Linked DNA regions of Homo sapiens: regions 1 and 3 are each linked to region 2. Evidence: chromatin loops called from intact Hi-C (ENCODE). Cell type or tissue: mammary epithelial cell. All regions are shown on one strand.

Region 1 (8,000 bases), 470 kb before region 2:
AACACGCAGCACGCCTTGTTGTCCACAACAATAATGTGCCCATTGCGGTCCACAGAAACTCCTTTGGGTCCCATCAGCTTTCCTGATCCAATTTTTGTCTGTTTGAAACAAGTACAGAAATAGAAGTACAGTATAGAGTCAAAGTTTAAACCACTACAGAACATGAAGATAAACACTGTTTTGGTCAACATTTACCTGAAGGTTCAAACGGGTACACAGCTACTCATATATCACAATGAACTTCTGTCTTGGAAAACTGGCTTTGTCACATCCATTATCTGCTGCTGATATCTATATAAATCCTTATTCTTTTATTTATTTATTTATTTATTTTTGAGACGAAGTCTCATTCTGTTGTCCCAGCTGGAGTGCAGTGGTGCAATCTCGGCTCACTGCAACCTCCACCTCCTGGGTTCATGCAATTCTCCTGCCTCAGCCTCCTGAATAGCTGGGACTACAGGCGTGCACCACCATGCCTGGCTAATTTTTTTTGTATTTTTAGTAGAGACAGGGTTTCACTTTGTTGGCCAGGCTCGTCTTGAACTCCTGACCTTGTGATCCACCCACCTCGACCTCCCAAAGTGCTGGGATTACAGGCATGAGCCCTCGTGCCCAGCCCTTAAAATCCTTATTCTTAAAAGAGATCACCACCAAAAATAGTCTAGGATCCCCTAAACTGGGGTCACAGTTCCCTGCTGAAGAGGCGGTGTGATCTGGTGAAAGATCACTGGATTATGACTCAGAAGAATGACCTACTTCCATTGCTTGCTTTAAACACACCTGGAATAGCACAGATGGATTTCATTTCCTTAAACTTCAGATTCCTTATACATTAAAAAATGTCCAAAAAATGACAACTCGACAACTCCTAATGGCATTTTTGGAAGATGTATTAAGTAAAATAAGGTAGGTAAAGGGTTTACTGTAGAGTGTAGCACACAGCAAGCAGTCACTGTAGGGAAGCCATCACTGTCATTGTTATAGATCATAATATCAAAATTGCCTGGCATCTAGCATTAAACTTTACGAGAATTAAGTTCTCCTTGGGCGGGAGTCACATCTGTTTTATTCACCATTGTGTACTCAGGGGCAACACACTTCTTGGTGCATAATAAATATTCAATGAATATCTATTGGATACATTAATTTTAAAAGTCTAGCATTATTATAGGGCAATCATAATGATTAAATGGCTCCACTTTTTATCATATTTTAAAATAGGGGAAAAGCATTTGATTTCTATCAATCATATACCGTATTTTAAATTTTATTCCTGTTCTTGAGTAGACTGTGGTGTGTATTTAAATGTCTATTTGCCATGAGATACAGGTCTTGTACCTTTACTTTTCTTTCTATAGCTTAATTTTCTAGACTACGTATAAAGAAGTGCTTCACTCATTCACTTATTTATTTCCTAATTCTACAAACACTGCCCAAGCACCCACTATGTGCCTGACGGTATTCTAGGCACATGGCAAACAAACACAAATAAGACGTAGCTCTTGCCCTCAAGTATGTCTCAGTCACATTGCAGGGACAAACATGTCTACTGTATCTCTTTAAAGAGTGTGGTATTGAGTCTTCATTTTAATATACTTGGGAGAATTCAATTAGGCCATCTCAGAATGCATGTGAAGTGAAAACTTGATGACGCCACAGCAGACAAGGAAGGCGAAGGACCACCCCAGGTGAGGAAACAGCAGGAAGGAATGTATGTTAAGTCAGGGAAACTATAAGAACCACAGTTCTCCCTGGCACCCAGGCTTGACGTGTTGGAGGGAAGCAGATCTATGTGTTTTTATGAAAGAACTCTTCGCCGGGCGCGGTGGCTCACACCTGTAATCCCAGCACTTTGGGAGGCCGAGGTGGGTGGATAACTTGAGGTCAGGAGTTCGAGACCAGTTGGCCAAGGTGGTGAAACCCCATCTCTACTAAAAATACAAAAATTAGCTGGGTGTGGTGGTGGGTGCCTATAATTCCAGCTACTCAGGAGGCTGAGGCAGGAGAATCACTTGAACCTGGGAGATGAAGGTTGCAGTTAGCCAAGGTCGCGCCACCTCACTCCAGCCTGGGTGACAGAGCGAGACTCTGTCTCGAAAACAACAACAACAACAAAAACTCTCAGACATGCTATTAAACAAATTAAGGTAAGGAACAATGAGTGTAGTCTGAGTCCACATGTGTTATATGTGTGCATGTATGTACATAGACTTCTGGAAGGAAAAGTGAGAAATCAGCGTCTATATCTTAGAAAACCCAAAAAGTTATATTCTCATAGGTTATGCTTTAGCCTTCTTATTTTATCTCTCTATATTAGTGCTGTCTGATAGAAATATAATGTGAACCACATATGTATTTTTAAATTTTCTAGTAGCAGGATGGGACTTTGCATGATGGGGACTTTAGACTTTATATGCTCCTTTTATTCTTCTAAGTTTATAAATGATGAAGATTCAGATTTCATCTCTTTAGAGCAAAGGAACACAATTACTTAGGAAAGAAACAGTGGTTTTCTTGGCAAGAGGAACTGCTGTGTAAATTTGATTCTGATTCTCCAATCTAGCCCAAAGATCAAAGAGGCTATAACACAATGGTGGGTAAAGAAATGGCATTTGTTGTTTCATGTCTAAATGGAGGGTAAGTCAGCAGAGATCAAAAGGGAGAGAAGGCACTTCGATGATTAAAACAAGAATGTCATTACTACCTAACATTATGAACACTTGTAGTTGCTTAGATGACTCAACCAAATAATATCAAATGGATAATTATCTAGAATAAAAAGAGAAAATAAAGGGTTACTTCCATTCTATCATGTAGTGACAACTAGGGCAGATCTGAAAGAATAACTTAAACATTGAACCAAAATTTCTTTACACTTCCCTTCATCACTCCTAGTTTAGCTGCACTGGATTCAACCAAGTGAAAGGTAAGAATCCCTGCATTTCCCTGATTGTGTCAACCCCATCTTAAACAGAATAGTAAACAACAAAAAATATATATATATATTTTTTTTTTGAGACAGAGTTTTGCTCTTGTTGCCCAGGCTGGAGTGCAATGGCGCAATCTCAGCTCATTGCAACCTCTGCCTCCCGGGTTCAAGTGATCCTCCTGCCTCAGCCTCCCGAGTAGCTGGGATTACAGGCGCCCATCACCATGCCCAGATAATTTTTTGTGTTTTTAGTAGAGATGGGATTTCACCATGTTGGCCAGGCTGGTCTTGAACTCCTGACCTCAGGTGATTTGCCCGCTGCGGCCTCCCAAGGTGCTGGGATTACAGATGTGAGCCACTGTGCCCGGCCCAGCAAAAATATTTTAACCCTGCCTTTGGAATGGTTTAATCAGGGTATTTAACTCAACAAATAGTTCCTTAAATTGAACAGGAAAGAGATGAGATATTTTAGAGTAAGGTGGCCAGAGGTGTTTCCATTTGTTTGGATAGAAAAGGTTTCTAGATGGGCTGGAAGATAGGAGGCAGTGGGGAAGATAGAATAAATTCAGAGGAGGCAGAGAGAAATAAAAATTAGGGCTAATAAATTGGTGAATAAAAGAAAAGGAGATAAGATGTTACATCTCTGGAACTACTAGGAATAAATACAAAGAGTCTACACTGGTGTTAAACGTGTGTCTTTCTCAGCACTTGTTTAATTTTACTGAGTCCCACCAAAGAAGAAAAAGAAGAAAATAAGTATCTCTGTCTATACCTGTGGATATTCCACTTGGATGAACTCCTGTGAGGGTCCTAAAGTGTTTTTACATGCTATCCTTTTACCCTTTGGGTTTTGATCAACACCTATCATAGAAGAGGGTATTGCTGAAACTACACCACCTCCACTCCCCCAATCCTCTAGGGGGCATGAGTGTTCTTTAGAGTTTATTCTCATTATTACCTTTAATATTCCAACTCTAAGAACCCAGTTCTTCTAAGAGTGTCTATTACAGATAGACTATTGAACCACTGAACAAAAAATGCTTAGAGAGCCCTTCTTCCTTAGACATAAAACTCCTGTCTCCGTAAGTGAACCTATTTTAGTATTAGCTTCTGAATTTACAAAGACAGATCACGGTTTTGCTAGAGTATAAAACATAAACAAATGGGTTGCCTCCAAACTATATAAACATTTTCAAGATATTCAAGATATAAATATTCACATTAAACTTGTCATATTTGGGTATGTCTTACCACATATACAATTATTAAAATGCAAAAAAGGGGGAAGAAGTTAGAGCTACAGAAAGGCAGGAGATTTTTATATATATGTGGTCATCATACAGAGCCATTAAATTTCTAGTGAAACCAAAAATTCAAGGGTGATTGAAGAATTGCATGCAATATTATGGAATAAAAAATGACAGTTTTTCAGTCTCCAAAATTGACAAGATGCTGCCTCACACAAAACAGAGGCTCAAATCTGAGAGTTTCACAATTACGTAACTCATTTCATTAAAACAATGAGGGGACTACAGCAGTCTGAAGACTTTAAAAAGGAAAACAGAAATTCTTCCAGAAAGAAACCAATAAGTACACTTTGAGTAATCTTTAGAATTCCAGATTGGATTATGAAAAGCAGCATCTCCAAACTCCTAGACAAAGTGATGACCACCAGGTGCCTGCATGAGGACATGAAGCCCAGATCACAGCTGACCAAACAAGACTTCATTTTTTGGACAGGGTTACTAGCGGCATGGAAAAGAACATTCATTTCTTAGATCCTTATTTTGTATGTGGCACATAAAATCTCATTTAGTCTTTGCTTAAATCCTATGAGATAGGTCTTTTTTTTCTTTTGAGACAGGGTCTTACTCTGTCACCTAGGCTGCAGTGCACAGGTGTAGTCACGGGTGACTGCAGCCTCTAACTTCTGGGCTCAAGCAATCCTCCCACCTCAGCCTCCCAAGTGGCTGGGACTACAGGCCTGTGCAACCACACCTGGCTAATTTTATTTTTTGTAGAGGCAGGGTCTTGCCATGTTTCCCAGGCTGGTCTTGAACTCCTGGGCTCAAGCAATCCTCCTGCTTCAGCTTCCCAAAGTGCTGGGATTGCAGGCATGAGCCACCATGCCCAGGCAAGATAGATCTTTTTTTTTTTTTTTCTTTTTGAGACAGAGTCTTGCTTTGTCGCCCAGGCTGGAGTGCAGTGGCACGATCTTGGCTCACTGCAAGCTCCGCCTCCCGGGGTTCACACCATTCTGCTGTCTCAGCCTCCCCAGCAGCTGGGACTACAGGTGCACGCCACCACGGCCGGCTAATTTTTTTGTATTTTTAGTAGAGACGGGGTTTCACCGTGTTAGCCAGGATGGTCTCGATCTCCTGACCTTGTGATCCGCCCGCCTCGGCCTCCCAAAGTGCTGGGATTACAGGCTGAGCCACTGCGCCTGGCCAAGATAGATCTTTTTTAAATCAAAATTTTAAAAACAAGGCTATTGAAGCTCAAGGAAGTTACGATTTGCAGATGGCCAAACAGTAATAAGCTGGGATGGCAATGTGTTGATCTGAGTTAAAACTCATGTTATCAACAGAAATAGAAGCCTCTAGTAGGCTGGACAGGGAAATATATAAGGCATAATGCGGCCAGGCGTGGTGGCTCACGCCTGTAATCCCAGCACTTTGGGAGGCCGAGGCGGGCGGATCATGAGGTCAGGAGATCCAGACCATCCTAGCTAACACGGTGAAACCCCGTCTCTACTAAAAATGCAAAAAGTTAGCCGGGCGTGGTGGCGGGCACCTGTAGTCCCAGCTACTCAGGAGGCTGAGGCAGGAGAATGGCGTGAACCTGGGAGGCAGAGCTTGCAGTGAGCTGAGATCGCGCCACTGCACTCCAGACTGGGTGACAGAGCAAGACTCCGTCTCAAAAAAAAAAAAAAAAAAAAAAAAAGGCATAATGCAAATGGCCCTTACAAAGATCTTTGACGACGTGTCTCACAATTTTTTTATGAGCAAATGTAGAAAATGGGCGGGCTGATACAATTCTTTGATGACACTTCATAAGAGAGATTTCTGTTATCACCAGAGGGCTCTCTACTCTTTGGCAATTAGGTGAAGACATTGAGTTAAATTTTTATTTGCAAAAAGCTGACGCTGGGAATGATAGCAAATATATCAAACAATGGGATCCCTCAAAGTGTAGCTCCACTTCCATTTTCTCTGGAAATTCAGCCTTTTCTTTTTTTTTCCAAGTCCCATATTATGTACGTATGTTTTCAGATTGTATCAATGTACGACTCATTAGAGACTGACATAAATTGTTTTCTGTCATTTCTTGTGTTTGAGTCTTTTTTCCAAAATGGGCCTGTACATTTTTAAAAGGTGGAAACTATTTTTTACAATTCTGTTTCTCCCATATCATCTGTCACAGGCCTGAGAAAGTAAAAAGTACTTCCTAAGTGACAACATGTAGACTAATTTGAGAAATATAAACTGCCTCTTAATAACTCTTTTGAAAACCTTGTTGTTTTTCATTGAATTGAGGTAACAGGACCAGTTTCCCTGTAAATCTATGGTTTTAAAGAAAAAAAGTGACTGAGCAACCTAATTGCTTTAAAAAACAAAGCCACATTTAGGATATATATGAATAGATTTATGAAATTATCACTGTTACTCTCACTTCACAAACTTAGATGTCAGATATCTTTGTGTATGAAGAATTGTTGAATGTTGCACTGCATCTCAAAAAAGAAATATGCAATTTCATTTTGTATTTCCTGTTCCTTCTCTCCATTGTTTAGTGAACAATTAGTAGTTAATCTTACCTTAAATTTCCCATCGGAGGAGAAAATGCTGACCCATTTATTATCATAATCGGCAATGATTATGTCCCCACTGGGATGTACAGCCACTCCTGTGGGCCGCTGCAGCTGCCCCGGAGAGCGTCCCCGTATGCCAAAACGACTTTTGAACTGGCCATCATTGGAAAATATCTGTAAGATAAATTACATTCATTGGAATGTGAACTAGTACAGGCATTGCTGAGGAAGGCATAGGCAGAAACATCTGCCATACATACAGAGATCAGAACACGCAAACTCTATTTGAAGAAAAGTCTACATAAACATAAGCTTTTTTCCTTACACCATGTATCTGAAGTCTAAAGTAGGAATATATGTAACTATATATATTTTTATCAATATAAGTAGTTAAAGGTATATAATTAGGGGCTATACCTGCACACATTGGTTGTTACTGTCTGCAATTAATATCTTTCCATTTGTAGATGCAGCTACCCCCTGAAGATTTGTAAACTCTCCTTTATTTCTTCCTTTGGTACCTAAAATAAATGATAAAATCATAAAAATTAAGCACTAAAGGGTTAGATTTCTCTGTTTCAGCAAGAGAATAATTCAGATTTCCACAGGTACCTGAGAATGCATTGTTTTTAAATATACTTTAAAAAAAGGGCACCCTCCCTCCCCAATAACCTAATCCATATGCTATTAAACCTCTCTTCCTGACAACAGTCTCTGCAAAATCACTTTTTTAAGTAAATGTCAATCTTCTCTTATTAATTTGTAGCTGCATATTAACATGTTTAAAATATTCTTAGATCCCACAAAGACATCATAATAAAAACTAATACGGCCTGCCTTTATCTGACATGGCTTTCCCACTTTACCCTATGGCACTGCTATCTGTCAGGTCTGTGCTGCCTTGGGCATGGCAATAAACATTCTCAGCCCTGGTCACTCTGCCTCTGTCTTCTATCTTTGTGGACCTGGTTTGCATTTGGGGTGTGTGGGGCATTTGGGATGGTTCAGACTCAGTTTGGGTCCTGCCATTCTTGGTTTTAGTGGGAGAGGGAAACCTGGCAAAGGGGCCTTGCCCTAAGGATATGCAACAGGAAAGGGCCTTATTTTACAGTTTTGCCAAAATTCTACCCTCTCACTCAGCAGCTCTTGGAAGAAATGTGGACGCTTGGCTTTCAGTACATTTGACAAACCGAAGGCCACAGATAGTTATAAAAATAGTAGGCGATTTTCATATTATGGATTTACTTATAGATTATTTTC
Region 2 (8,000 bases):
CCATTCCGAAGACCATATGCTAAGATCAGGAAGCTTATCTATCTTGTTCACCACTTGTATTCTTGACATCTAGCAGAGTGTCTATTACTTCATTTGGCAAGAAATTTTCTCAGTAACATCTCATGCTTCAAAAGGGACAAAACCTTCCAAAGCATCTACATAATAAATTTTTTAAAGAAACAAACTAAAACACTTATGTTAAATGTTTGATGAATTCTGTTAATTTAAAATCTCCTTTGTTAGTTTAACAGTTAGCTGTCTATAAAAAGTATCTGCCAGAAGCAAAGCTATTATTACAACAGCCTCCACATCCCCAGTTCTGTAACACTATTAACCCCCCTTAAGTGGCCTCTCTGCTTCTCCACAATTATCTTGAGTTTTATAAAACTGATTATCTTCCAACATTCTACTTATCAATATTCTATTGTTAGAAGGCAGGGTCAGCATTTTCTAAACTCTCTATTGGTACTTCTAAACAACCAGTTCTCAAACCTTAATTTCAGTAGGAATCACCTGAGGATCCTGTTAAAAATGCAGATTGCTCTTAGCTGTGTGGTGATTCTCACTGAGTTGGAATGTGAAGCCCAGAAATCCGAATTTCAAAACAAGGAAATCAGGTGATTCTGATGCAGGCGATCCTTAGTCTATTTTGAGGAACTGTTGTAGAGAACTGCTTTCCATTCTTGTGCAACTCTGCCCCTACCCAACCCCCCCGTTTCCTGTGTGTCACCTTCCTCACTGCCCTCGTCCCCACCTCAACATTGTCATCTACCTTCTTTCCAGTCAATTTCAAATATTTATTGAAGACTTTGGCACATCTAGGGCTTCTGCTTTATCCCTAACTCTCACCATTAAACTGGGTGTTTCTAACCTTTTGCATGTTGGTGGGCACATTTTCAGGAAATGATTATAGATGTTCAGTTAGCAATTCCTTCCAAGCTGATATATTCGCTGTCTAGGCTGAAAGTTTTCACCGATCATTAAAAATACAGTCCACTAATGTTATGGTAGGTAGTAAGTTGCTATATTTTAAAATATAAATTGTAAAACACTTAAAATCTGTTCCATGAGCCTGCCTACCTATGCTGATGCAGAATGACAGGGGATAGTAATAATGATATGTAAAGGTATGTGATTTTATTTTCCCTCCGTATACTTGCAGAAATGCGTAAAATTGGTAATCTGGATCAGGTTTGGGAATCTGTAGTTGGACAACATGCCAAAAAAGTGTCAGGGCAGATAAAAGACATTTTAGACTTAGTATAACCCAATCTACACCTTAGTCTCAGATTTCATTAACATCTTCATTTCTAATGCCTTTCATCTTTCATACCCCATATTCCACTCAGGCAACCTAAACTCAAATTGCCACTCTTAGACCTTGTCATCACTTCGGAAGCAACACTTCTAGATTCTCACTTTAAATAAGTTTAATAACTCACTTTATGATCACAATATCCTCCTGTATCTTATTCCATCTAATCAAGAGAGTAAATCTAACATTTTTATTGATTTTTTTCCATTTACCACCATACACACACACACCTGCCTGCCACAGACACACAATTTCAATCTTCTTTTCTCCCTCTCTCCCATTCATTCAACAATATTTAACAAGAACTTACAAGTACCTTTTGGTGGTTCACTGCCTACCCTCTTGGCCTCACCCACTTAGTCTAGATTCTAAGTAGTTCAAAAGCTTGAATCATGTACCAACTTGCATCAAAGAAATACTGAATTCATTCACATACTATCACTGTGGAAATATTTATATGTATCTACATTCAAAATAATTCCTTCAAAAAATTTAAAAACGACATATTCCTAATAGCTTTTGTTTATAAATAACGACACACTCTCAGATTATAATTTAAGACAGATAAGCCTTCAACCTTTCATTATGAATTGTATTTTCAACAAAATTCCTCCAAGAAATAAAAAAAAACATATTACTAATAGCTTTTGTTTATAAATAAGGGCACACTCTCAGATTATAATTAAGACAGATAAGCCTTCAACCTTTCATTATGAATTGTATTTTCAACAGGACTCTCAATCCAGAATTAATTTAATGTATGTGTATATTAAAAATATACTTAAAATTTTAATTTGTAGTAATAGTATTAAAAGTATAGCCTATAGCTGAAAAGCAAACAGTATTAAAATGAATCTAGATTTGTATGGGTTAAACAATCCTTGAAAACCATTTGCCATACCTCTAAAAGGGATCAACATACATATTTGGTCAAAACTGGCTCTCTGAAAAAGCCCCCATCAAATCATTATTGCCATTGACCGAGCTACTACATTTTTTATGTGTGAGTAACGTGGAAACATTATATTGCATTCCTATATAGAATGGAGACAAACTGTAATCACATGCTATGAAAACCCTAGGGTAGGATGGCTGAAGGAGAAAAGATGTCAACTTTTAAGTCTATTTACTAGAATTCATTCTTTTATTGAGCAACTACTATGAACCAAAACTTGTGCTGTGTATACACACTATCTCTGACCTAACAGTGATTCCAATCTCTTGGGAAAAGGAGATAAATAAGTTACAACATGTGACTGGTGGGGGTAGGAGTTGGAGGAACAGTGTTCCAACAATTTCTTGTATTTCTTTCCCAAATCTTCTGCAGATCGTAGTGTATGATATTGCAGACTGCTAAGTACAAGGGAATGAAGAAACGACTTAGCTCAACAAAATCATTAAAAATAAAACTATAACAACAAAGACTCACACTCACAAACCCAAATACCACATGCAGGGAAATTAAGGACACAAGATGTATCAAATATAAGATTACAATATCTCTTCCCTGGTTTTTCAGAGAAGTCTAAAAATCTGGTTTCTAGTCCTCGTCCTCGTTCTTACGTGAATAAACATTCATTTATTCACCATTTATTGAAAGGCCCTCTTTGGTAGTAAGTGCCAAAAACTGTTACCAAACCCTGGAAATAAGGTAATGAAAGAGAGCGCTCTTGCACTCACTGCAGTTATAGTCAAATCACATAAGCTTTTGGTACAGCTATTTAATTAATACTGGGTAATTCCATAACAACTTCAAGGGCCTTTTTTCTCCACTATAAAATAACATAGTGAGACTCCGAGATCTCTAAGGTAGTTCTACTGAACGAATACTCTGTGATATCACTTAAAACTTACAGGTGGGGGGTTCTTAAGACTCAGGGAACCTGAGAACCCTTATGCAGGGTTCAGGGGGTCCTAAGCTCACTAAATCTGAATGCAAAATTTGGTAGGTTTGTGTATGGACATTTTGCTAGAGAAAGTGTTCATAGGTAAAAACACCCTACATTAGTGGATTTTTGTTTTGGGCCTTCCACGGGAAAAATTCCATTTTAGCTAGGTCTAAGGAGGCAATGTCTTTAAATCTACCAACTATAAATTAATTCACAAGAAGTTTCAACCATGTGGAGTTAGTATGATTTGCTTCTGCTCTTAAACTCATGGTATGAGTTGCAAATTTCTAATTAATTTTGACCAGCACTATAACAGCATCCATTACAAATACTACACACAGTTTACAAATCAGAGTAATTTGAATTATTTAGATTAAATTGTAATACTCTTTTTTAAAAGAATAATTTTTAAAAGAATAATTTTAAAGAATAATTCTTAAAATAATAATTTTATTTTTATTTTCTAAATAAAATGCATTTATTTAGAAGCAGAAATATTTTTGCTGTAAAAAACTGAGATAATACTAAGATGATTATCCTCTCCACATCTGGCTGTTGCTGCCCCATCTTAATAAAAAGAAGACACCGGGTGCAGTGGCTCATGCCTGTAATCCCAGCACTTTGGGGGACCAGGGCAGGAGGATCACCTGAGGTCAAGAGTTCAAGACCAGCCTGGCCAACATGGCGAAACCCTGTCACCACTGAAAATACAAAAATTAGCCGGGCGTGGTGGCACATGACTGTGGTCCCAGCTACTTGGGAGGCTGAGGCAGGAGAACAGCTTGAACCTGGGAGGCGGAGGTTGCAGTGAGCCGAGATCACACCATTGCACTCCGGCCTGGGGGCGACAGAGTGAGACTCTGTCTCAAAAAAAAAAAAAAAAAAAAAAAAGAACAAACCTAAAAACATTAACATACGAGGCAATGACTAAACTGCTGGCAAAGGGATTGCTAGGACAAAATCATCTCTACATAGATGTGAATATTGAGTGTAAAGCTAACCAGGGCCTCTCTTAGGACAGACTAAGAAAGGAAGTAAAATGAAAAATCAAATATCTGCAATGAGAAACACAAACAAGAACAAAAAAAAAAAATTGTAATTTCATTGCCTGTGCCACAGTGACACCAGCTGGCCAGCCAGGTTACGACAACGTAATAACCTACCACTTTTATTTTATGTAACAGACTAAACTTTTAAAAGTGCATTATGCATTCAACAAAAGCCATTATAAGATTTTAAACAAGTATAAAAGAAACATGTATATAAGTAAAGTACCTCAGAAAACTTTGGTTATGATTCAGTTTTACATATGAGATCTCTTCACTAGTCTATAAAATATATTAATATACTTATTTTCTCTATAAAATTTTATCTCTATTAAAATAGAAAAATGAATTTGGAGTTAAATGCAATTTTCCTATTTATTCCTCAGAAAAATAAATGGGGAAAAGTAAGCCAAAATTGAGGTAAACAGATGCTTAAAAGATCTTGAGGGAATTTATTCAAAATAGTCAAATGATGCTTCTGAAATACTGTTTTCACTCACGGGTTAAGAGAGCACATGGCTGAGTTTTATTTTAATTCAAAACTATTAAATATGTAAATGACTCATATGCTCTTTGTGTGTGTGTGTGCGTGTGTGTGCGTTTAATTTCAACTTTTATTTCAGATTCAGGGGTTACATGTGCAGGTTTGTTACTCAGATACATTGCATTATGCTGAGGTTTGGGGTACCATTGATACTGTCACCCAGGTACTGAGCATAGTATTCAATAGTTTTTCACCCTTTGCCCCCTTCTCTCCCTCCCTACTCTAGTCGTTCCCAGTTTCTATTCTTGCCATCTTTATGTCCATGAGTATCCAGTGTTTAGCTAGCACTTATAAGTGAGAATATATGGTATTTGGTTTTCTGTTCCTGTGTTAATTCAGCAGCAACAAAAACAGGTGGATGGCCTCCAGTTGCATCCATGTTCCTGCAAAAGACATAATGTTGTTCTTTTTTATGGCTGCACAGTATTTAATGATGTATATCTACCACATTTTCTTTACCCAATCCACCATTGATGGGTACCTAGATTGATTGTATGACTCTGTGACTGTCAATAGCACTCTGATGAACATACAAGTGCATGTGTCTTTTTGGTAGAATGATTTATTTTCTCTTGGATATATACCCAGTCATGGGATTGCTGGGTCTGATGGTAGTTTTAAGTTCCTTGGGAAATCTCCAAACTGCTTTCCACAGTGGTTGAACTAATTTACATTCCCATCAACAGTGTATAAGTGTTCCCTTTTTCTCTGCAGCCTTGCCAGTATGTTATTTTTTGTCTTTTTAATAAAAGCCATTCTGACTGGTGTGAGATGGCATCTCATTGTGGTTTTGATTTGCATTTCTCTGATGATTAGTGATGAGCATTTTTTCATATGTTTGTTGGCTACTTGTATGTCTTCTTTTGAAAAGCGTCTATTCATGTCTTTTGCCCATTTGTTTAATGGGGTTGTTTTTTGCTTGTTCAATTGTTTAAGTTCCTTATAAATTCTGGATATTATACCTTTGTCAGATGCATAGTCTGCAAATATTTTCTCCCATTCTGTAGGCTGTCTGTTTACTGTGTTGGTAGTTTCTTTTGCTATGCAGAAACTCTTTAATTAGGTCCTACTTGTCAATTTTGTTTTTGTTGCCATTTCTTTTGAGGATTTATTCATAAATTATTTCCCAAGGTCAATGGCCAGATGGTGTTTCCTAGGTTTTCTTGTAGGATTTTTATACTTTGAGGTCTTATCTTTAAATCTTTAATCCATCTGAAGTAATTTTTTATATACGGTGAAAGATAGCAGTCCAGTTTCATTCTTCTGCACATGATTATCCATTTATTCCATCACCATTTATTGAATAGAAAGTCCTTTCCTCATTGCTTATTTTTGTTGACTTTGTCAATAATCAGATGGCTACAGGTGTGATGCTTTATTTCTGGGTTCTCTATTCTGTTTCATTGGTCAATGTGCCTGTTTTTGTACCAGTACCATGATGTTTTGGTTACTATAGCCTTATAGTTTGAAGTTGCAAAATGTGATGCCTCCAGCCTTGTTCTTTTTGCTTAGGATTCCTTTGGCTATTTGGACTCTTTTTTTGGTTCTATATGAATTTTAGGATAGTTTTTTCTAGTTCTGTGAAAAAATGATACTGGCAGTTTAATAGAAAAGCACTGAATCTGTAGACTGCTTTAGGCAGTATGGCTATTTTAATGGTATTGATTCTTTCAAACCATGAACATGGAAGGTTTTCCTATTAGTTTGTGTCATCTGATGTGTTTATTTTTAATAACAGCAGGTACAAACAGAAATAATTAATTTGTATTATGTTGAATTTCTTTAAGGAGGTGAAATAGGTTATTGCTTCTATGGAGGCTTGCCCACTGATAAGGTTCATATTCAATAAGGAGAGACCACCAAGACAACCTATGTTTTCCTTTTCTGCCTTCCAATAGGAAGTAAAATAATTGCAAGGGAATCTTTAAAAAGAGAATTTAATTTAAATCAATCAATCAATTCACAAAGGAGGAAATTATTGGCTTTGAATAAGCAAATAACTCATACTGATATGTTGCAGTTTAATTCACTTCATTCTAATAAAACTTTTCATTGTAAATTTTAGCTCCAGATTGACTGCAAGAACAAATCAGCAATCCCGAGAGGACCCACAGACCCTCTGAAGGAAGCGGACTGCTCCCGGAGGACCCAGGAGACACCTCAAGTACTGTGAGTGCCCCAACTACGGAAGTGGGAAAGGGAGAGCCTCCTCTCCCAAACACACTCCCACTGGAGAGGCTGAAGGTCTGTTCGTGGGAGAAGTTTCTGATTTTACCTAAAGCTGAGTCAAGTTTAGAGAGCCAAGAGAAATACAGTGGTACACGAAGCAGCAGAAAGGCCCTGGGAGCTCGCTGGGTCCCCTAGCAGGCCATTCCTGCCTGGTACCACAGGGATCCATCAGGAGGGTGACCAGAGGAGCAGGGGGTAAAACTCCACAGTGAGAAGGAAATCTCCAGCTGAACTTTGTAACAATTTGAACGGTGGTAGAAGCCTCCTGGCCACAAGTCAGGGGAGGGCACAAATCCCGTGTGCAGACTCCACAGGCCATGCAAGAACCAAGCCCTTTTCTTTCGCAGCTGGAAGGTGGGTAGCCTGGGTCAGGTTTTCAAGCCTATCACGCTCTCTGCCTTGAAACAGACTCAGGGCTGTTGGTGGGGGCACAGTGGAAGTGAGAACAGCCCTTCAGTTTGCGTGCGAGCTGCGTGAGGCCTGTGACTGCCGGCTTTCCCCCACTTCCCTGACAACCTGTGTGACTCAGCAGAGGCAGCCATAATCCTCCTAGGTACACAACTCCTGTGACCTGGGAATCTCACCCCCATCCCCCAGAGCAGCTGCAGCAAGACTCGCCCAGGGATAGTTTGAGCTCAAACACAACTAGCCCTGCCCCTACCTGATGGTCCCTCCCTACCCACCCTGGTAGCTGAAGACAAATGCGTATACTCCTGGGAGTTCTAGGGCAGTGCCCACCACCAGTCCCTCTCCACATTACTACAGCTGATGCTTTCTGGAAAGCACCATCTCCTGGCAGGAGGCCAATCAGCACAAAAACAGAGCATTAAACCACCAAAGCTAAGGACCCTCATGGAGTCCATTGCACCCTCTGCCACCTCCAATGGAATAGGTGCTGGAATCCATGGCTGAGAGACCCACAGATGGTTCACATCACAGGACTCTGTGCAGATAACCCCCAGTACCATCCTGGAGCC
Region 3 (8,000 bases), 120 kb before region 2:
GCCGAGCTCTGGGGAAGGCAGAGGCATGGTTCTCAGGCTGGGCGGCTGCAAGCTGGTGCGCCTGTGCTGAGGGTGGGTTGGGGGCCTCCTCCTGGCCCCCCGAGGCCTGAGGTTTGTGTGCAAAGCTGGAGTCCTGGTGCCTCACTTCTGCAGGCTCCAGGCAGGCTATCGTGGGCCGGGCCTGCCGGGGGCTGCTCCGGGGCAGGCTGTGGAACTTATTGGGCTCCTCAGGGCTGCCGGTGGAGCTCTCCAAGAAGGTCAGCAGCTCCCGGTCAGCAGAGGGACCCAGGGAGAGGCGGGAGCGGCGGGTGTTCGGGGGCCGGTAGGAGGGGCTGGAGGGGCTGATGGGCCTGGGGTGCAGGAAAGGGAGCAGGCCCTCTGCACCCTTCTTGGTCAGCAGCTCCACATCATTCTCACTGCTGCTCCGGCCAAATGCCCCCAGCTCCCCAGTTGCCCAGGAGCGCTGCTTCTGCTCCTGCTCCTTCAGCCTCTGCAGCTGCCTCAGCTCCTGCGCCTCCCGGTCGTGGTTGTCCTGAGGGATGGAGAGAAGCCCGAAGATGCATGAGACATGTGGGACCAATGTGCAGTTCCAGAGCCACCTACGCTAAGAGCCAAAGAAAGATACAGGCATGGAGGGGAGCTCAGGGTCATGTCTTACACTGAGAAAGAGGCTGTGTGTGTGCACATGCATGTGTGTGTGTGTACGCATGTGTGTGTGTGTAGAGGGAGGGTGAGGCTCTTCAAAGCTACTAGGGATCTGAGCAGAAGGGGTGAGTGCTGTAGACCTGGCCCAACAATCTGTCTACAGTTTTTATCCGATCCTTGGGCCCAACTTCCAGCTTTCCAGCCAAGGCACTGCTCAGTGGAGGCTGCCATTCCACATAAGCATGCGACCTCAACTCCAAGGAAAGCCAACTCTGTTTCTGAGCAGTATAAGACACAGAGGACTTCCAGGAAAGGGCTATATAGGCAATAGCTGAGAAAAATACTGTGGGTATTTAAAGAGCGAGCCTCAAATTGTACTTCTGTGCAGCATGGATCTGTCCTACACACATTCATGTGTAGCACATTCTACTTAACAGTGATTTGGATGTATTAATGTATAGCCACAATATTAAGAGATGCTCTGTTCAGCTCTGTTCCCTGACTGCTCCTTGGTAAAGCAACACCACACGTGGCATGGTGGCTCTGCCAGCTGCAGCCTGCAGCACATGGCTCTGCCTCTCACGTCCTAGCCTGTTCCCACAATCAGAGAAGAGGAAGAGGAGGAGGTGTGCTTTACAAATCTTTCAACCTTCACCCTGCTCCAGAGAACCCAGCCCTTCCCATCGAAACTGCACCAGAGCAAGCTCACATACCAAAGCACACTCTACCACCTGGCCATGCACTTTAAATAGATTTGTGTCATGGAAATATGTGGATCTCACAGCCCAAATGTGTTATTGTTAGCAGTTTTACTTGACAATCAATTTCCTCCAATGATGGCCTTTCCCTTCCAAGTTTCTGTGGGGCTCTAGCCGGGGACTCTTGGCTCCGCCTGCAGCTCTGGCCTCAGCCTCCCACCTCGTCCCCAAGTCTCTCGGGCCTTCTTTAAAGATTGCCTGTGGTGGTGGTGGGGCCGGTGCCTGGCTCTTTGGACAGTGGGGCTGAGAGCATCACACAGGTGGCCTCACAGGCCTATGGAATTCCTGGGAGTGAGGGCCTCATTAAGAGCCAACTTGGCCTTGACACCCACCACTGCCTCCCACAGCTGAGCTCACTTCTTGGCCAGAGGAGTGCAAACGTGGCCACAGGCTGAGCCTCCTTCTCTTAACTGGATAGAGAAAGGAGGGGTCGAGAACACAAAGCAATTCTGGGCTTGAGAGAAATCTGACCAATCCCTCAAAGAAATTCAGCTATGGACTAAGCTGCATTCCAACTGGAGGGGGAGAGATGACTCACGAGCTTTGCTTCCTCAACACCACCCGAAATGAAGGGATGTGAGTGGCCGGTTTGCTTTCAATTGATGAATTAAAGTTTTACTTGAAAGCCAAGCAACCCAGAGAGTTTTCTGGCTTCTACATTAAACCCAGAGATGACTGGAATTGGTGGTTGAAGGGCAAGAAAGGTAGCTGTCTTGCTCAGTATGGCAGCAGGCTTTGTGGTTATTTGGGAATCTGGAAGACCGCTCTGGGGAGGACCACATGGTTGCCCTGGTGCCAATCCCACAGTGACGGCAGCAGAGCTTGGAAGAAGGGAAAGGGAGGGCCGTTCCATCATCCCACCACAACAGAAGTCTCCCTGGAAGAGGACGTTCTCTTCTGGGAGCGGGAGAGAAAGACATTCAGGATCTTCAAGAGACTTTTAAATGGTATGACAGCCATCATGGAGGAACTTTACTAACAAAATGCTCTCAAGGCATTAATGTGAGTGTCAGGGAGCCTGTGCACCAAAGTAGCAGAGGCAGTCAAATGCCTCCCCCTGATGCTATGCAAGCCCTCGGGGCTGGGATGGCAGAGCCACTTTCCAGCAATCCCAGCCGAGAGCCTGGCAATACCACCTGGGCCAGATGTCCCCGAAACCGTGGAGATGCAAAGTGCCTTTCTGTGGTGAGCAGATGACTAGGTCGAGAAGAAGGAAAATAAAAATCCAAACAACCCCAAGACACAGATGCTGCCAGATGTACCTTAACTGCTTTGTTGAATTTGGTACAGAAATCTCTAAATATCTGAAAGCATTCATCCAGTTTCATGGTTTTTTTGTCTTCACAGAAAAAATCTATAAGGGTGTAGGCCTCATCCTGGAGCTCTTGTTTCCAGCATTCCAGTTCCCTCAGCTTTTCTATGGCAAACTGCGGAAAAACAAACGAACACACACTGAGGTAAACGTTGTCAGCTGAGGCGGCGCTGGGCACTGCATCCGGTGCCCAGAGAAGACGTGCTCTGGGGTTTCATTTCAGGTCTTGGAAAAGGAAGGTTTATTGCAAGGCCAATGCAATCAGAGCCAAAAGGAAAATAATTCAACCCAGAACAAACCTCGGGGAAAGCAAGGTGAAGTCCCGTGTGAGACCTAGACTAAGCAACAAGATAGATTTAAGAACTTTAACCTGCAGAACGTCACTAACAAAATGTTCACTTTTAATGTCACTGAAAAAAATTACACAGGTATACAACTGGTTTTTACCAAGGAAGATCCATTTTGCATCTGTTCTTCTTCCTCTTAAAATTGAGTCTTACACTGGTCAAGAGTTTACTTTAGGGTCCCTGAAGCTACTCGCTCTACTGATGCATTATCAATTTTGCCCCACTGAGAGGGTGTCTAAGCTTAATCCCAAATGAGCTCTGTGAGGGTCAGGGTCACCCCCACAGGACCAAAACCCTCGTGCCTAAACCCGGGGTGCTGATCCAAGTCAGCTGGGAAGCTTGGCAACAGGCCATGCCTGTATTCCTCCCGTTCGATTTCACAGGTTTGGGGTGGACCCAACACTAATATTTTCTGAAAGCACCACCCCAGGAGATTCTGATGGGTCCCAATGGCTAGGCATTACTGTCCTTTACAAAACCACCCTCTTTGCTTCTTCATTTTCTCCTAATTCTTCTAGGACAAATAAGTCTCTGAGGCCCCTGTGCATTCTGGTACTGCCTCAACACAGAGATGGGAAGAAAGGAAGCTTGTTTTCCTCCAATGATTTCCAAGGCCTTCAGCATGGAATCTGCCATGTCCAAGGGTCACACACACTTCCCCGATGGCAGTTCAGTGACAACATGGGGAGCTGCATGAGGAAGCAGTATGGTGCGGAGAAAAAGGGCTCCACAGCAGCCACAGCCCATGAGAATGAACATTTGGAATCACACTGAAGTCTTATGTTGAGACCTGCAGGGTCTCACTCCATTACCCAGGCTGGAGTACAATGGTGTGATCATGGCTCACTGCACCCTTGACCTCCTGGGCTCAAGCAATCCTCCCACCTCGGCCTCCTGAGTAGCAGGGACTATAGCTATGCACCACTACACCCAGTTAATATTTAAATATTTTGTAGAGACAGGGTTTCCCTATGTTTCCCAGGAAGGCCTCACGCCATCCTCCCACCTCAGCCTCCCTAAGTGCTGGGATTACAGGGGTAAGCCACTGAGCCTAGCCTATGTTGCTTCCTTGTTTACTGGGAAATAATGGTTATATGAAGAAGGAATGAATGAAGTATGTTACTTTATGAAATCACATGTATCATGTTTTTAAAAAAGGTTATATTTGAAAACATTTTTTGAGTGAAGTGGGGATGGGCTGGGAAATGGTAAAGCTAAAGTTGCCCACTTTGGAGGGGTAGAACTGCTGTTTGAACCTGTGTGGAGAGCTACAGAACCTACAGGGAAATTCTGTGAAGACGCCACCTATTACCCACTCCAACCCACTTTCCCCCTTAAAAGCCCTTCTCTTAAACCAAACACACTCAAGAGGTAGTAAGAAACGAAAACTATGTAGGAAACCAAATACCAGAGAAAGTAACCACCTGAGTCAGTAGCCCAAGGCAGTGTGTGCATTCATGCTGTATTTTTCTTTATGGAGGAATGGTATTAATGAAAGGATAAATCTTTGCCTGTCATTCTTCCACAGGGGGAAAGATGGATTCCAGCCAAGAACAGCTCAACTGCAGAAAAATAGGCCTCTTGACAAGAATCTACATGGGAGCTCAGCTCCACCTCGTATGTTTCATCTCTAGATCCTGTGGGGATTGACAGAGTACCAGGAAGGAAAATCTTAAACACACTGAAGTCACCCTTTGGACTTGGGAAAATGAAACATTCTGAATGTGGATCTGAACAGTAACCACACTTGAAGTTACCGGGCAGGAGTTCTACATGATTAGGGCCAGAAATGGAAAAGTTCAAAGCTACACTGGCAAAGCAAGAATGTCAACAGGTTAGCAGCTGTAGTGTCCAAGTCAACCTTACATCTCTAACTTGCCTGCTACACACTGAAGTTTCAAACAAGTTTACTCAGTATTTCTTACCCCAAGGGTGAAAATGCTGAAATAGATCTGCAAAAATGTGTTCCTGTTATTTTTCTGCTCTGAATCCTTGAAGAGTTCCCCACTTCTTATGGCATAGAGTTTGAGTCCAGCATTCAGACTGGTGTTCAGAGACCTGAGTGCCCTGACCCTGACCTACCTCGAAAAATTTTATCTCACCTATTCAAAAGGAAGTTGAATTTAAGAAAGAAAAGTATGCAGCTGTATGAAACGTTTTACTTATAGAGATAAAAATGACTGGGTTGGCGCAGTGGCTCATGCCTACAATCCCAGCACTTTGGGAGGTGGGCGGATCACGAGGTCAGGAGATTGAGACCATCCTGGCTAACACGGTGAAACCCCATCGCTACTAAAAATACAAAAAATTAGCCTGGTGTGGTGACATGCGCCTGTAGTCTCAGCTGCTCAGGAGGCTGAGGGAGGAGACTCACCTGAACCCAGGAGGTGGAGGTTGCAGTGAGCCGAGATCGTGCCACTGCACTCCAGCCTGGGTGACAGGGTGAGACTCTGTCTCGGGAAAAAAAAAAAAAAAAAAACGACTGCCAGAAAGAAGTGTAAAGGGTTAAAACAAGACTGACTATGAAAAGCAGTCCAGAGGTGAGGCTAAGTCAGAGCTGTTCTTCATCCTAAGCTTCTCTGTGTGAATATTGACTGAGATGGTAATAGTTAATATGAGAACTTGGAGGAATGAAACATCCAGAATTTTAGTCTTGATGTGCAATGGTCCTTATTCTTGATTTTCCGGATTTGTTTAATGCATTCGTTTACTGTTCAGTATTTTTGTGGTATTGGTGGTGGTGTTTGTAACAAGAAAATTAGTTTGGTTTTACTTGAAGGAAAATACAGAGCACATGTTTAATAATAAAAATAAACTCACAGCAGAGCCAAACAAAATCAAGCATCCGCCGAAGGCCATAATATTTTGAAGGAGCTGAATTAAGAAGCGAAGGCTTCAGCTGGCACAACCTCAGGAGCACACTGTTCCTCCCCAGTGCCAAGGGCAGCCCTGCTACATGATTCCACCTCACAGGTCTCAAAACACTAACAACACTTCAGGTAGCATAGCCTTTCGCTGAAGACTAAAAGCATGAGATGGTGCCTTTTTTTTTTTTTTTAATAAGGAAGATAAAAGAAGTATGTCAGACTATGCGATTAGTGAGTCACAGTGAGCTGTCACAAACATGTCCACTCTGCTGTTTTTTGTTGATGTTATTTGGAGCAGCTCCCGACACACCCTGTGGGCCCTGCGTACTCCTGGTGTTGACGGGCACAGCTCTCATGTGTTCTGCTGCTCTCATTATAAAACATGCCAAAACGCAGCTTGTTTCTTCAACATAAACAAGTGAAGAAATGACAGCCCAAGTTCTAAGGCATCTTGATTTCTGTGGAACTTTGTTCTGTTATCCGAAAGTTTAACTGGTTTAGAAACAAAACTTGAGTTGCCAGGTATAGCCCAAGTGCAACTCCATGGCTGATACCAGTTCACCACAGTAAACTGCAATCGTGCAAACTGAGCAGTGAACAACAGGAGCCTCGCAGAAGCACTGTCCCTAAACAAATACATCAGGCTTGGGCTGGGCGCGGTGGCTCACACCTGTAATCCCAGCACTTTGGGAGGCCCAGTGAGTGCGGATCACCTGAGGTCGGGAGTTTGAGAGCAGCCTGGCCAACATGGCAAAACCGCGTCTCTACTGAAAAAATACAAAAATTAGCCAGGTGTGGTGGTGCATGCCTGTAGCCCCCAGCTACTCGGGAGGCTGAGGCAGGAGAATTGCTTGAACTAGGGAGGCGGAGGTTGCAGTTTGCCGAGATCGCACCATTATACTCCAGCCTGGGTGACAGAGCAAGACTCCCTCTCAAGACAAACAAACAAACAAGTCAAACAAACGAAGAGACAAAAAAAAAAAATATATCAGGCTTAGATCACATTTAACATCCTCTGCAAAGAATGGGCATGGAAATACCAAGTTCCTCTGACTAACTTGGAGAAAAAAAATATGAATGGGAACTGCTGCTTCCACAAATACACCCATGCAAATTTAACCAGCCCCGGGGTGCTGCTGGGAGATGAGATTAGAGGGACTGACTTGAGTCACCTACAAACCTGAAGAAAATCTTCCATCTGCTGACAAAGTTCACCATCCCGCTGGATGTTTTCTTTTAGTGATTTTGTCCTGACAAACAGCAAGTGCAGTTCTGCCTCCGTGTTCTCCAGAGATAATCTAAAAGAAGAAAGGGGAGAGTGGGCAGTTGGAACAAGGAAGCCATGTGTCATGTAGGTATATTAAATAAGACTAACTGTTGTTCAACCTTGGAAACAGAAGGGGAGAGCTACTGTGATGATATTTATCTACCCCTGTATTTAGATCTTTTGTGTTTCCTCCTGTTTTAAGAAGTGATTCGTTTCTAAAGACATATACTGGTTCAAAGAGAGCAGGTTGTAACTGTACTCTTGATGGTAAGATAAACAAAACCATGGGATCTGCAAACGTTTTCATAAACTAGCTCTGAACACCTTTATGCAATAAGCATTACAAACTAAATGCCAGCGGCTTCCGGGATTCATATGCTTTCCATGGGCCACTAAACACAAATAGGAAACTCTAACCCACAAGAAGCAAGGCAATATATGTTGATAATTCTAACACTAAGGGTAACAGTGAGAAAATAGCAGATTCCATGAAAATAGCAGATTCCACAGGTGGCCAGAGCAGGCTTTCTATATTTTACAGAGAACTAAAACATAGCTAACAAATGTGCAACTTTTTTTTTTTTGAGACACAATCTCCCTCTGTCACTCAGGCTGGATTGCAGTGGCCTGATCTTGGCTCACTGCAACCTCTGCCTCCTGGGTTCAAGCAATTCTCATGCCTCAGCCTCCAGAGTAGTTGGGATTATAGGCATGTGCCATCATGCCCAGCTTAATTTTTGTATTTTTAGTGGAGACGGGGTTTCGCCATGTTGGCCAGGCTGGTCTAGAACCCCTGAGCTCAAA

What was found. A loop is a pair of places that touch in the nucleus more often than their neighbours do. Peaks named below come from ENCODE experiments on the same cell type or tissue, not always from the same donor. Only the 100,000 strongest peaks of a DNase experiment are listed, where the experiment ranks them.
Region 1: a loop joins it to region 2, with 6 times the contacts of the local background. A loop is called at or near these places in 20 of 110 quality-filtered maps.
Region 3: it touches region 2 in a loop (3-fold over the local background); 2 of 110 quality-filtered maps call a loop at or near these places.

Annotation. Positions count from the first base shown.
Region 1 is chr4:153,314,746-153,322,745 of GRCh38, reverse strand. It overlaps TRIM2 (tripartite motif containing 2), which reads right to left. Exons shown (of 12, transcript NM_015271.5): 7 at 7,158-7,261; 8 at 6,747-6,914; 9 at 1-98. Among named protein-coding and RNA genes, the nearest start is that of MND1, 26 kb to the left of the region's middle. In mammary epithelial cell, CTCF peaks have their summits at 3,837 and 6,011 (motif pointing right); no DNase peak of the experiment used is centred here.
Region 2 is chr4:152,843,220-152,851,219 of GRCh38, reverse strand. The region is part of intron 2 of ARFIP1 (ARF interacting protein 1); the gene reads right to left. Among named protein-coding and RNA genes, the nearest start is that of ARFIP1, 67 kb to the right of the region's middle. RefSeq lists enhancers at 1-622, 509-803, 3,515-4,015, 7,371-7,978, 6,868-8,000. In mammary epithelial cell, a CTCF peak has its summit at 4,332 (motif pointing left); DNase peaks (open chromatin) are centred at 639 and 1,659; H3K4me3 peaks cover 197 bases; H3K27ac peaks cover 2,455 bases.
Region 3 is chr4:152,967,207-152,975,206 of GRCh38, reverse strand. It overlaps FHDC1 (FH2 domain containing 1), which reads right to left. Exons shown (of 12, transcript NM_001371116.1): 10 at 7,110-7,227; 11 at 2,666-2,830; 12 at 1-532. Among named protein-coding and RNA genes, the nearest start is that of FHDC1, 35 kb to the right of the region's middle. RefSeq lists enhancers at 1,111-1,630, 1,631-2,151, 2,240-3,439. In mammary epithelial cell, no CTCF peak of the experiment used is centred here; DNase peaks (open chromatin) are centred at 1,896, 4,576 and 6,206; H3K27ac peaks cover 3,670 bases.